Linked DNA regions of Homo sapiens: region 2 is linked to region 1. A link is a loop called in an ENCODE intact Hi-C map of the cell type or tissue named here. Cell type or tissue: endothelial cell of umbilical vein. All regions are shown on one strand.

The links. Hi-C counts contacts between places; a loop is a spot of excess contacts. Peaks named below come from ENCODE experiments on the same cell type or tissue, not always from the same donor. Only the 100,000 strongest peaks of a DNase experiment are listed, where the experiment ranks them.
Region 2: a loop joins it to region 1, with 4 times the contacts of the local background. A loop is called at or near these places in 6 of 110 quality-filtered maps.

The regions. Positions count from the first base shown.
Region 1 is chr1:201,791,675-201,794,174 of GRCh38, reverse strand. NAV1 (neuron navigator 1) reads right to left here. Exons shown (of 34, transcript NM_001389617.1): 18 at 300-383. The region is part of intron 2 of IPO9-AS1 (IPO9 antisense RNA 1); the gene reads left to right. Among named protein-coding and RNA genes, the nearest start is that of MIR1231, 16 kb to the left of the region's middle. In endothelial cell of umbilical vein, a CTCF peak has its summit at 959 (motif pointing right); DNase peaks (open chromatin) are centred at 984 and 2,124; H3K27ac peaks cover 1,330 bases.
Region 2 is chr1:201,635,553-201,638,052 of GRCh38, reverse strand. All of the region lies in intron 4 of NAV1 (neuron navigator 1), which reads right to left. LOC124904482 (a long non-coding RNA gene) reads left to right here. Exons shown (of 2, transcript XR_007066789.1): 1 at 1-2,500. Among named protein-coding and RNA genes, the nearest start is that of MIR5191, 83 kb to the left of the region's middle. In endothelial cell of umbilical vein, no CTCF peak of the experiment used is centred here; a DNase peak (open chromatin) is centred at 1,242; H3K27ac peaks cover 2,416 bases.

The DNA.
Region 1 (2,500 bases):
CATCTCAAAAAAAGAAAACAGCGTCATTAGTTGGGATTAGCAGGAGCCCTGAGCCCTTATGATGTGTCAGGCAATGGGCGAGGCATTGGAATTCTGCAAAACTTGATAGAGAAGGGCAAGGAATTGGGATAAGGAATATGCTCACACTGTATTGGGGGGCAGATTGAGAATCCAGGGTGACAGTGAGGTGGGGAGAAACTGGCATTCATGAGCAAGAACAGATGGTCAGCTTCGGCCTCTCTGTCCAGGAGAACCCCCTCGCCGCACCCACCCCTCCCACCCTTTCCCAGGCCTCTCACCTTCTCCTCGGCCGTCTCTGCCAGGTGTCGCAGGCGGGATGTCATATTCACCAGGCTCTGCTCAAAAGCAGCCACCAGATTAGCCTGAAACAAACACAGAAAGAGATTGCTAAGTTGCATAAGGCTGGGGGAAAGGCAATAACTGACAATGGGAAATAGTTTTAACTGATTTCCTGTATCTCGGAGCTGACCAATGCCAGCAAACCTCTTGGTGGTTAAAAAAATATTGATTTTCCTGAGCAGACAAAGGGGAAATCAAAGAAATTTTCTGGTGGGAACCAGCTTCTTGAATAATGAAGCCAGGTTGAGGGTAGGGCAGGTTTCCAGAGGCTCCTGGAGACTTGAGATCTAAAACCTATCAACTACCAGAGGTAGGACTATCCCTCTGCTCTATGTGATATTTGGTGTGGCCAACTTGGTAGGCGGGCCATAGCCTCTGGGGTCGTTCCTATTATTTTGGTTTAACTCCTGCATTGTGGAGTGGGCCGGCCCCCAAGGGACCAAATAATCTCCTGGCAGAAACTATTTGGTGCGTTTCTTCCTCCTCTGCTACTCCACTGCTTCACCCTTTCTTGCTTTGCAGCTGCTCCTTGTTCCCGGATTCTCCAGGTTTGCAAGGCTGGAAGGAAACTGCAGAGGCATTCCACCGTTTGGCCACTAGGTGTCAGGTCTGTTTCATGAGGAGTGAAGGATACCAAAGGGCTCTCTGGATAAGAGGCAGGCTAGTTCGGAAAGGTGCTCAGTGGAGGAGCTAAGGCCACTTGGTTTGGCATAGTTTGACCTCTAGCTGGCCAACTGGCTGCAAGATGTATAGGCAAGGTAAAGGGAATGAGGCCGGGGGCTAGAAAGGGGAGCACTTGGGGATGGAGAAATAGCCATCGTGAGACTATCTGAGCAAGTTGGTGACCCTAGCAAGAAGTGGGCATACTCTGCGCAGCTCCTTCATGCAGAGCTCTAGGAAATCGACGGCACTCTCATGGCTCCTACTGGCTTACAATTCTCCCTCCCTGTTGGGTCAACTCTAGTTTTCATCCACTGCTCCGCATGTCTGGAGCCTACTTCATAGGACCAGGGCTGGAGGCAATCCCTTTAGTCCAGTTAGAGCCTCCTCTTGCACTTTTACTATAAATCTGTCAAGGCCTGGGCTCTGAGGAGATTATAATATGTCACAACCTGAGCAGTTTCCTTTCACCCACTGTGCAGGCAACATCTGTCTTCTTGACCTCAGGTCTTCTCTGGTTTGCTTCTCTACATCCTGCATGTCTGCTTGTAGACTCCTTGTAGTCCCTGGAAGACTACTCATGAGAGGCCCCAAGAACCCCTGTATGCTCTTCTGTGCTGCCTTTCCCCATCCAGGGGAACCCTTTTGCTCTGGCTGGGCTTTCTCCCCGCTCTCCCCTACACTTCCTCTCCCTACATTGACCCTTCCCTTAATCCCAACCCCAGACTAGGGTACCTGTAAGACCTCAGGGCTAAGCAGTGGTGCTGCAGAAAGGCTAGCATTTGAGAGGGGTAAAGTGGTCTGGGCCCCTACATCTAGGGTGTGCCCTCAGCTTTAGTGGCTAGGAAGTTCCATGGAACATGACAAAAGTTTGGTTTGGAGTCACGGAATCCTGAAGAGAGCTGTGGAACCTTCCTAGAGTCCCAGCATCCCATCTCCTGCTTGAGGGCAGGGTTCTGACCCTCGGCAAAAATCTGCCTTTAAGATGCAGAACCCACCGTGTCTGGGTGTTTAGTTTGTTCTCTCTTAGCCAAATGGAACTTCCTGTTCTAAGAAAAATCACCCTCTAAATTCAATTTCTTGGCTTCAGCCCAGCCTTGACAGCATGGTGGCTGACAGATTGCAGTGTAAATGAATCAGACATAATAATGTTCTCTGCCTCCCTGGCGCCTCTCCCCCCCAGCATCTCCCAGACATGAATTTCCTGGGGTGTGCAGGACGTGACCCAGGCCATTTGCTTTGGTGGGTGTGGCACAAGGGAGAGAAAAGATGGTTCTTGTTTATGTTACAATTCTTATGGGTCCCCCAAGAGTGGGAAAAAGTGCTTAACATGAGCTTCAAACAAACTGGTACAACTTATGAATTGAGGGTTTGGGAAAAGAGAATCGAGAGAATAACTAGTGTGGTGAGGGAACTGCTGCTGAAATGTGTTGGAAACATTCAGAATCTTGGTGGAGATTCTTCTACCTAATTCCGACGG
Region 2 (2,500 bases), 160 kb after region 1:
ACACCTAATCTAGGGTACTCTGTCTGAAACTGTACTCATTTAAAATCAGATCCCTGTGCTCCTCAGGCTAATAAAGAGCCCAGGATAAGAAGTCCAGATGTTTCCCACATGTGCTTTTCCTGTATGTTGCCATGGCAACTGTCCCATACACACCACTGGGGTGGATATTGCACACTGGGCCTCAGCAGAGCTCTGCACCACCCAGGTACATCGCCCTTAGACCATGACCCACCCAGATCAGTTGTCATGGCAACTGCAGGCCGGTGAGGGAAAACTCCAGGCAGGCAAAGGAAGGAGAGGGTAGGGTGTGTGCCTGTGGCTGTGCCCATGTGTTGGATGGGGACAAGCAAACTCCTTGTGTGAGCATGTGTCCTTCGGGATGGGCAAATCTAGAGTTTAATTTGACCTGTCCATGAAGAATTGGTTGTTTTAAGGTCATTAAATCACAACACTAAGAGGGACCTTGGAGATAGTCTTACTCTGTAATAAATCCTCTTAATTCACTGTGGGCCACACAAACCCAAAAACCTGATGAGGAAAAGCACAAGGCCCAAACCTGTGGTGACCTTGTCAACACAGTGATGACATCACTACCCTAGAACAGAACTTCTTAATCTATGTTCACAGACTGGATTCTGGAGGTCCACAGTACCAGCCATCAAACATAAGCCAAATACTGTGAATATGTCCATTTATCTGGGGGGATATATTGTAATATCAGTCAAATTCTTAAAGAGATTCCTGACTCTAAAAAAGTAAAGACAACTGCGAAAGTAATGAGAAGCTTTTACCCATCTTAGTCTGAACCAGCTGGGACAGATGGTTTAAAGAAACCTGGCCTTCTTACTACCCTAGAGAGAAAGATATTCCCATTTTGTGGCTGCACTCATTTTCTCAGTTGGTACTTCTGTGCTTTATTAGAGTTTTGTTAGGTTTTTGAATGAGGTATTAAACCTCACAGAGGAATGCCATGGACTCATATTTCAATGAATTTTAATAGAATAATCACTGGCAATTACTTGGCATATAAAAATTGCTCTGCAAATGTTAAGAGTATTCATTGGCGTGATAGGTGGGAGTTCCAATGCCATGATGAGAACGTTGCCTTTCACAGGGCCTGATGTCATCACAAGGGGCTTGCCACCTCTGTGCTCCCTCCTGCCTGCATGCAACCTCAGATTCTTCAGCAGGAAGGATGCTGTGAGCTCATGAGGTCAGCTTTTGCCCCTGGACTGTGCCAGTGTTTATATGAACCTCAGGCTGTTCTCCTTCCACTTCCACTGGGGCTGAGCTTTCCTCCTGCCAGGAAGTTCTCTTATTTATCTGACCTCAGTCATTCATACCACAGGACACTCTCATTTCCTTCTCCTGGAAGGATTTTCTTGAGAGAAGGGACAACTGAGCATTTCTCCGCTCTCCCCTCCTCCCTGGGCTCATCTGGTCTCACGTGGATGACTCCACACTTGCTGAACCTTCCTATGTCCTGACCTTTAATTATCTTCAGCTCCCTCTGAAGCCTGGGACTCCCACCACCCAGGAAGGCAAGTTTTTTATTCCTTCCGCCCTTTTAAAGGATGAATATTGTGGCTGGGGTAATTCTCAGCACTTAATCTCTCTGGCTATTGTGTCTGTGTCACCTCTCTCTTCAACTGCCTCTCTCCAGAGCTCCTTCTGTGTAAGCCTGCCCGCAGCCTTATAGTGGGGAGGGAAGTCTCTCACCAGGGGACCCTAATCCTCTTACAAAGGGGTTTGGGGGGTCTTGGGATGGTGTGTTCCAGTTTCTGCCCATTCAGTGGTGCTGGAGGGAGACTTCAGCCTTGGCCAAGACTGGCATGGAGCCAGCACTTCTTGAGATAAAGCCCCCTCTGCAGGCTCTCTGTCTGCCCTGGGCCTTCCCAGGGAGACAATAGTTCAGAGTTATAAGGAGGGCTGGCCAATCTCTGCCCAGGCATGGGGCAAAGATCTGAGGGGCCAGATCTTCAGAGCTGCACTGGAGGTGAGGCTTACCTGGATTGGCCAGAGAAGTAGGGAGCAGCAGTGGTGGAAGTTTAGCAAATAGTTCCGCCTCCCATAGCTGAAACTTGTAACTGCTCCACAGCTCCCTGGATAACAACCTCTAAAGCTGTATGGAGCAGTCTGAGCTGGAGAGATTCCTGTCAACCAGGCCACCTCTCCTTCAGTGTCCTTTTTCCCAGAACCTGTCCATGGCTCATAGACACATGGAGAACTAAACAAGGGGTTGGGATTTCCTAGGAGGAGCTGAAGCAGATCGCTGCAGGTTGGAGAGTGGAGTCTCTAAAAATCTGCTAAGAGGCTGCCAAGTCAAGGACAGGTAGGTATTGGGTATAGGGGGTAATTCTCTAGGAAAACTACAGGGGAAAGTTTATCACCTTCCTCATCTATTCAAGCACTCAGGGCGAAGGGGGGTGGCCCACAGACTGCTGTTGCTTATAGTCCCAGGAATGTCATGAGGCCAAAGCTCTGCTCCTGCTCCTTAGGG